2 separate regions of the Homo sapiens genome follow, and region 2 is linked to region 1. A link is an interaction called in ENCODE POLR2A ChIA-PET data of the cell type or tissue named here. Cell type or tissue: PC-9. All regions are shown on one strand. Links, peaks and the distances in the headings refer to the core of each region. The heading gives the core; the rest is flanking DNA.

Region 1 (4,401 bases), core at 72-4,071:
TCTCTCTCTCTTTCTCTCTTTCTTTCTGACAAGGTCTCTCTCTGTCACCCAGGCTGGAGTGCAGTGGCGCGATCTCAGCTCATTGCAACTCCGCCTCCCGGGTTCAAGCAATTCTTGTGTCTCAGCCTCCCAGGTAGCTAGGATCACAGCCATGAGCCACCACGCCTGGCTAATTTTTTTTGTATTTTTAGTAGAGATGGGGTTTCACCATTTGGCCAGGCTGGTCTCAAACTCCTGGCCTCAAGCAGTCCACCCGCCTCAGCCTCCCAAAGTGCTGGGATTACAGGCGTAAGCCACCGCGCCCGGCTGCCCTTGACTTTTATTCACAGTATTTCTATTTAAGAGCATGCAGTTCTATAGGGTTTTGTATGCCCATTTTACATCCTCTATCTTGTGAGCAATAATAGTAATATGTCTGGGAGAGTCTGAGCCACATTCAGGAGGAGATTTGGCAAAAAGAGTTAAGGAAAAAGCCACAGAAGCATCATGGGTACAAAGTTTAGAAGCAATGGGGGGGCATCGGTCTTTACACATCTGTTAGGAATGTCATGCAGCTAAAAGCAGCATCCCTGATAAACCTGTTTGGTATCTACTCGGCAAAACGGAGAAAACCCATAGGAATTTCAGCATTGTACCTGTCTTGTCTCTTGTACACATTCCTCTCTCATTTAATGGTTGGTCATACCAGAGGCCATTTTCCTGCTAACTCCTTCTCCGCCAAACTCAGTATTTTAATGTACTAGTTGTTATTGCACATATAACTAGAATCTTCTATAATTATTATATGTTTGTAGCTTTTCTCTTGTGTCTGTGAAAGTCATTCTTTGGTTAACATAACCATCTTTTATTCACTTTCACCCAAAATTACAGTTCATAGCATACTTCAGGAAGGGAAAATGTTGAGGCATCCTCTTTATAAACCACCTAAATTTCTAAGGATGCCAGGGAATCAATGGTGGTAAATAAGCTTAAAGAAAGAAAAGAAGTCTCAGCTTAACTTGAGACTCAATTTTGCTCAGATTCATTTGAGAGATGACACTTTTTGATTCCCACCATTTATATATATATTAGTTTCTTTTTTCCTTTCACTCTTTCTTTATTTTTGTTTCATTTTGTTTTGTTTTGTTTCTTTTTTGAGATGGAGTCTCACTCTGTCACCCAGGCTGGAGTGCAGTGTCACGATCACAGCTCACTGCAGCCTCATCCTTCTGGGCTCAAGTGATCCTCCCACCTCAGCCTCCTGAGTAGCTGGGGCTACAGGCGCATGACCCCATGCCCGGCTAATTTTTTTTTATTTATTTTTTGTAGAGATAGGGTTTTGTCCTGTTGCCAAGGCTGGTCTTGAACTCCTGGGCTCAAGCCATCCACCCACCTTGGACCACAAAATGCTGGGATTACAGGCATGAGCCACCACAGCCAGCCTAGTTTCCAGTCTTTTCATATTTCCCTTAGAATCTCCATTTTGTATACACAATCTCATTTTTACTTATCATGAACAAAAACCATTTTTAGATTGCTGTTTCATAGGCTTTTAAAAATCAGGTATGGGCCGGGTGCGGTGGCTCACGCCTGTAATCCCAGCACTTTGGGAGGCCGAGGCCGGCGGATCACTTGAGGTTGGGAGTTCGAGTCCAGTCTGACCAACATGGAGAAACCCTGTCTCTACTAAAAATACAAAATTAGCTGGGAGTGGTGGCACATGCCTGTAATCCCAGCTACTTGGGAGGCTGAGGCAGGAGAATTACTTGAAACCAGGAGGCAGAGGTTGTGGTGAGCCATGGTCGCACCATTGCACTCCAGCCTGGGCAACAAGAGCGAAACTCCATCTCAAAAAAAATTATATATATATATATTCCATGCATTAAGAAGAATTTCTAGAACTATATAAACCAAAGTGTGGAGTGAAATTGTAGTGGGCATTTTATTTCTTTTTGTTTATATTTTCTACTTTTTCTAAGTGAACTCATTTTACTATTTTGATTAAAAAAAAAAGCTATTTAAAAGAAATTTTAAGTTCATTTATTCCTTCATTCAGTAGCAAGTCTTGGCATTATTTCTCAGTTTGAGCCTTTTAAAAAATAATAATAAAATATACATTTTACAAGAACAACCAGATTCTCTTCATAGCCCTTACATTTTGAACTAATGTATTTTATTTGTTGACAGTTTGGGTGAAGTCAGAGAGACATTTTCAAGTTTAAATTTCAAATTTCAAGTGTTAATTTCTATATAAAATCCTTTCCTAAATCAAAATTTTTACTTCAATAAAATGGATCTACCTTTATGTTTTGAAAAACTATGATTTTTAAAAATGAATTAGGCAAGATTGAATATTTTTCTTTTACTGTATTTTTAAATGTTGCTTATTCACAAATCCTTCCATCCTTCAGATTAAGGCCTAATTTGTGAGTAATATTCAAGTCATTAATTTCACAATTACTATTACATTATTAAATTTCTATTTAGAGGTACTTAGTGTCATATTTTCAAAAGGAAATAGACACATCTAAAACAAGAAACAGGAAACGCAGCATGAAATGTACCATTGCGGTGGTTAACCACAGTAGCCACTGGGTGTCTCCACTGCTTCACACCAGTCACTATCTCTGATGGAAGTTTCCAACGAAAACAGGAGATGAAGAGCAAAGCTTTATTTACAGAATTCTTAATTAGGAACTGATGCAGCATTTACATGCCAGACATTTTATTTAGAAACAGTTCTGCTCATGTAGGCAATATTTTCTTGCATTCTTTGATAACTGGGCATTTGATTTGCCAAGGAGAGGAAGGGAAACATTTATTATTTTTCTTAACATCCTATCATTTCCTATTCCAATTTTTAAATCGGAAACAAAGATTCTTCATTTGCGACATCTTGGCTATTTTCATAGCTACCATTTTCAGAGTTCTATAATGAAATAACTCTACTAAAAGCAAGAAAATTTACCACTAGACAGGAATATGGTATGTTTTCCTTTTGGAAAAGTAGAAAACTATATTGCTGGTAGCTTTCTACCTCTGAGAAATGTCACTGTGCCCCAAAAGAGCTAGTGAATAGAAGAAAAAGACAGGAATCAGCCACAGAGTAGTAGAACTGGCCTCTGGGTAGGTGATCTTTAAAGTTAACTCTCCACCAGGCAGGGTGGCTCACGCCTGTAATCCCAACATTTTGGGAGGAGGTATGCAGATCACTTGAGCTCAGGAGTTCCAGACCAGCCTGGGCAACATATGAAACCCCATCTCTACTAAAAATACAAAAATTAGCCAGGTGCGGTGGCGCACACCTGTAGTCCCAGCTATTCAAGAGGCTGAGGTGGGAGAATTGCTTGAGCTCAGGAGGTTGAGGTTGCAGTGACCATGTCACTGCACACCAGCCTGAGCAACAAAGCTTGTCTCAAAAAAAAAAAAAAAAAAAAAAAACAACAAAAAAAAAAAACTAACCATTCCTGGGATTGCAGATCTAAACCTTGGGACTGACTATAATTTAGAAACTTAACCTCAGTTTATATTTCTAGATGCCATTAAATTTGCAATTTGTTCATTTAGGGTACATTTTTTTCTTCATCTTGCCTTCTTTTAGTTTAATTTTTCCACTCCAAACCTACCGCTTTCTTCTGTGTTCTCAGTTTCTTCTGCCATCTACCATTCCCATTTTTATTTTTCCTTCGCTGCCCCTTTTCATTTGCTTGGTTGAGTAGATAAATTTTGAATGAAAGTCATTGTTTTTCAAAAATCCTACCTTAGCCTCAAATCATTCCATCAGAAGAAAGGAATTCTAGAAATTTAACATAAATAGTTCAAAGTTTAAGATGCTCCCTAAACACAAATACAATTGCATACGTCCCCTAGTATTCACTGTGATATAATAAACTGACTATATAACTGATTTACTTATCTGCTTAAGGAAACTAATGAATGGTGGAATCAGAAGAACAAACTTCGAATTCAAACAGCAACAAAATTATAGACAACATATTTTTGATTCTACAAACTACAAATAGAGTAGCCAAACACAGAACTTGGTGTAGGTGACAGAACTTCAAGACGGAAAGTAGAATTTAAATATCAAGTTCACATTATCAGGAAAAGATATAGTTATGAGTTAAAGAATACATTGTTTTAAATATTCAAATAAATGAGGGGGAAGAAGTAATATAAGATTATGGATCCCAGATTTGACATTAATTTCATATCATGTACTTAATTCACAGAGTTCTCTGCAGAAGGGGAAAGGATTAAGGAATCTCATAGGTGATCAGGGAGAGAGTGGATCTCAGCTATCTTCTACCAAGTGAAGACAGATCCACACAAAACCCTACATAGCCTTCTGCAATTTGCTATTTTTACCTAACATTTTATTTTTAAGATTAAATACTACATTTATTTTTTTTAATATAGTAA
Region 2 (4,401 bases), core at 137-4,136, 690 kb after region 1:
TTACTAAAATTGACTTAAAAATAGGAACATCAGTTGATTTGGAGTAGAAAGGAGTATTCATGACTTTATGGAATGGCTAAGATTTCAATTTAAAACCATTTTATTATATGTTAATATTTAGTTAAATAAAACATAAGATTATTTTGTTTTTCTTTCCTCTTAGGAAGTGTTTTATGTTTTCAAAGGACTAATATGTTATTTATCTCTTGCTGCTTACCACCACCCCAGATTTTAGTGGCTCTATTAGTTTTGCTGCTGTAACAAGTTATCACAAATTTAGTGGCCTAAAATAACATATTCATTATTTTACAGTTCTTTAGAGACAGGGTCTCACTCTGAAATCTGAAATGGATTTTACTGTGTTAAAATCAACATGTCAGTGGAATTGTGTTTCTTCTGGAGGCTGTAGGGGAGAATCTGTTTCCTAACTTTTCTTGTTTCTAAAGGCCATCTGTATTTCTTGGCTTGTCCTGTTCCCCCATCTTCAAAGCCAAAAATCACATTACTCTGACCTCTGCTTCCATGGTCATATTTTCCCTGACTCTGATCTTCCTGCCTCTGTGTTTTCCATCATAAGGACCTTTGTGATTATGTTGGGCCTGACCAGATAATTCAGGATTATCTCCATCTAAAGATTCTTAATCACATCAGTAAAGTCTCTTTTGCTCTGTAAGGCAACATATTCAGAGGTTTAGGGTATTAGGACAAAAAATCTTTGAGGGACCATTATTTTGCCTACCATAGTGGCTTAAAACAATACTCTTATTTCTCATGATTCAGTGGGTCAACAATTTGTATTGTGCTCAGCCGGGCTGTTCTTCTGCTTGTCTCTGCAGTGGTCATGCAGGAATCTTCAGTGATCTGGCAGATTATCTGGAGCTGGATGGTCTAAGGTGGCCTTATTCATATGTTTGGTAGTTGATACTGACCATCACCTGGGCCATGTGTCTCCTCTAGTAGACTTAACCTGGGCATGTTCACTTAGTGGCAGAGAGAGAGAGAGACCCCAAACTGTAAAATCTCTTGATGCCTAAAAGTCTCACAATATCACTTGTACCATATTTTATTGGTCAAAGCAGATCACAAGGCCAGCCCAGATTCAAGGGTGAAGAAATAGATTCTGTCTTTTGATGAAAGCAGAAAAAATTTGTGGCCGTTAAAAATCTTATATAACTAACTTTACATATTTTATTCCTTCTGTAATATTCCTGTAATAGTTATGACATTGGGGTACTCATTTAGTGAATCTTGACATAATTGCTTAGGATTTCACTTTTGAAATGTGTTTAACTGTCATCCTGTATGGCAATTGGTGATTTTAGAAGATACTGCAATTTTATGAACCTTTGATTAAACTTGTGTTTTAACACTGATATATTTATTTATGTAGAAACTGCTGGAGCGAACCCGTGCCAGGCGAGAGAATCTTCAGAGAAAAATGGCTGAGAGGCCCACAGCAGCTCCAAGGTCTATGACTCATGCTAAGCGAGCTAGACAGCCACTTTCAGAAGCAAGTAACCAGCAGCCCCTCTCTGGTGGTGAAGGTAAAAGACTTTGTGGGGAAAAATAACATTTACTTTTTTTTTCTTTTGAAGGAGACAAGCCCCAAACATTTCATTAGCATATAGAAGAACCAAGCTCTTTGGGAGACAAATGTAACAGCCTCTGGGGGAAATAACAGCCTTCTATTCTATTTCAGAGTTATTATATTAGGCCTAGAACCTATAGGGTTGGAACGGTTTCTTCTAAAAAATATTTTAAATTAATTGATTGAACTTTATTTTCTTCATTCTGAAGTTATCCTTAAAACCTCAAGGGAAGAAAAATAAAGGAGTAGGGTAACATTTATACTTACAGTAGTGTGTAGTTTTTTTATCCCAGGGGTGGCAGAACAGCTGGCCACTGAGTTTGGGTGGTGTCTCCGGTACCAGCAAGGCAATGGAAGGCACACTGCCCATGCTTGACATTTAATGAACCCTTTTCACTCTCTATTTGCTGAACCAACTCTCTAAAGTTTAGGTTGTTAATCTCCAGAAGTGGTGGAATTAAACACAAGCACACACACACATACACACAAACAAAAACTCACCTGTAGTCTTACTCTTTCCTCAATCCTAGGATTGATTCCCAGCCAGCATCAGACAGCCTCCTTAGTCTTTTCCTGGAGTGTAGAATAGTCTGGAGATAATAATCTTCCTTAGTACGACTGTAAAATACTGTAATACAACTGTAAAATAAAATATAGAAAAAATTACAGAGGGCAAAACCAATGTTTTTTTAAAAAAAAAGAAAGCAGAGAAGTGTACATGGGGCTAGCTCAGTTATTTTGGAAGCTAATCATAGAACAAGAATTAGTTTTCATACGTTTATCCATTTTGAAGGGAGAGTGAAGGAAATACATTACATATTATATGGTATTCAGCCAGGAAAATAGGGGCCTGACCCTAGTCCAGGATCTTCGTTTTCACTGTGAGATGGGTTTGTACTATTGAGTGCTATGTATTTGAAACCAGTGTTACCTAAACTTCTTTAGGTAGAAGTTCAAAACTACATTTCGATGTTTAGGTAGAAGTTCACATTTACTGTTTTAGATAATTGTAAACTAGAAGAATTCTGTATTTCCAGATGGTATTGCATGTTAAAGCAGGAACACTTTCAAAAATTATTAGATGTGTTCATAGAAAATAGATCGATAAGTGAGTTATAAAACATTAGAAAGTTTCAAAAATAAAAAAAGGAAAAGAAAAGAAAAAAGAGCCAAGTGTAGTGGCTCACGCCTGTAATCCCAACACTTTGAGAGACTGAGGTGGGCAGATTGCTTGAGCTCAGAAGTTGGAGACCACCTTGGGCAACATAGCAAAACCCTGTCTCTACAAAAAATACAAAAATTAGCTGGGCATGGTGGCACATCTGTAGTGCCAGCTACACAGGAGGCTGAGGTGGGAGGATCGCTTGAGCCCAGGAAGTTGAGGCTACAGTGAGCTGAGATTGCACCACTGCATTCCATCCTGGGTGACAGAGTGAGGCCCTATCTCAAAAAAAGAAAAAAAGAGACATAAAAGTGGAGTGGGGAAAAAATAGATTAGAAAGTTTCATGATGTATATTTACTTAGGTTGATGTCAACGAGGCAATCATGATTTATCCCTGATACTACTTTGGTCACTGCCAGAACATTTGTTTAGGCAGTTGATGAAACTGACCTCATATGAAATGTACCTTCTTTGAAAATATTAATTTTCCAGGAGATATATTGAAACTCATAGTTAGAAATAATATGCCTTATGGTTCTGATAGATTTTTTTTTTTTAATTTTAGGGCTTTTTCAGTTATTTTATAGGTGTTCATAGAAGCTTGAAATATGAAATGTTAAATATTTGTACTGGTGAATTTGTTTGGTATTGACCAGATAATTCAGTCACTTTTTCTGTCTCCTGTCGTAATCCTAAACCTCAAGCCAATTGCCCTTCTAACCATGCTTATTAGTTATTTTCCATGAAAGAATGTTTCAAAAACAGAAAACCTGGTTTCTACACTTGGCTCAGCTGTGTGACTTTAGGCGGGCAACTGAATTTCTCTAGGCTTGATTTTTCTTATCTGAAGATGAGGTGATTAGGCTGTATAATCCTTAAAATCTGTTAGAATGCTTTCTTATTCTGTGTGTATGCACTTTTTATTTACTATTGTCTTAACACTATATAAAGTGTTATGCATATATTTTGAAAATATGATTTAAATATCTTTATTTTTATTTTTCCATAAGTTATTGGGGTAGAGGTGGTATTTGGTTACATGAGTAAGTTCTTCAGTGGTGATTTGTGAGATTTTGGTGCACACATCACCCGAGCAGTATACACTGCACCATATTTGTAGTCTTTTATCCCTCGCCCCCCTTCCGCTCTTCCCCCCAAGTCCCCAGAGTCCATTGCATCCTTCTTATGCCTTTCCATCCCCACAGCTTAGCTCTAAATATCTTTTCATTAAGGTTTTTATAATATAAATTGTGTCTGCTTGAAAAGATCTTTCATATCAGATTTCTAAGTTGCTGAAAGAGAATGGGGTTTTACATACTTCTGGTTGTAACTAAAATCATTTAAAAGAATAGGGAGGGGTGATGTTTTATTAATTTGTTGAGTATCTACCCTCAAGTTTTTCATGTGAGAAATTACAAATTTGAATGTCTTTTTTCATCGTTTTTAATGTAGAGAAATCTTGTACAAAACCATCGCCATCAAAAAAACGCTGTTCTGACAACACTGAAGTAGAAGTTTCTAACTTGGAAAATAAACAACCAGTTGAGTCGACATCTGCAAAATCTTGTTCTCCAAGTCCTGTGTCTCCTCAGGTGCAGCCACAAGCAGCAGATACCATCAGTGATTCTGTTGCTGTCCCGGCATCACTGC

What was found. Peaks named below come from ENCODE experiments on the same cell type or tissue, not always from the same donor. Only the 100,000 strongest peaks of a DNase experiment are listed, where the experiment ranks them.
Region 2: POLR2A ChIA-PET joins it to region 1 with 12 read pairs; 2 of 35 experiments call an interaction of 5 or more read pairs at or near these places.

Annotation. Positions count from the first base shown.
Region 1 is chr7:35,707,073-35,711,473 of GRCh38, forward strand. No RefSeq gene overlaps it. Among named protein-coding and RNA genes, the nearest start is that of LINC03013, 7.2 kb to the right of the region's middle. In PC-9, for the core only: CTCF peaks have their summits at 2,566 and 2,765; DNase peaks (open chromatin) are centred at 579 and 2,569.
Region 2 is chr7:36,394,876-36,399,276 of GRCh38, forward strand. ANLN (anillin, actin binding protein) reads left to right here. Exons shown (of 24, transcript NM_018685.5): 2 at 1,391-1,544; 3 at 4,204-4,401. Among named protein-coding and RNA genes, the nearest start is that of ANLN, 7.2 kb to the left of the region's middle. In PC-9, for the core only: no CTCF peak of the experiment used is centred there; no DNase peak of the experiment used is centred there; H3K27ac peaks cover 713 bases.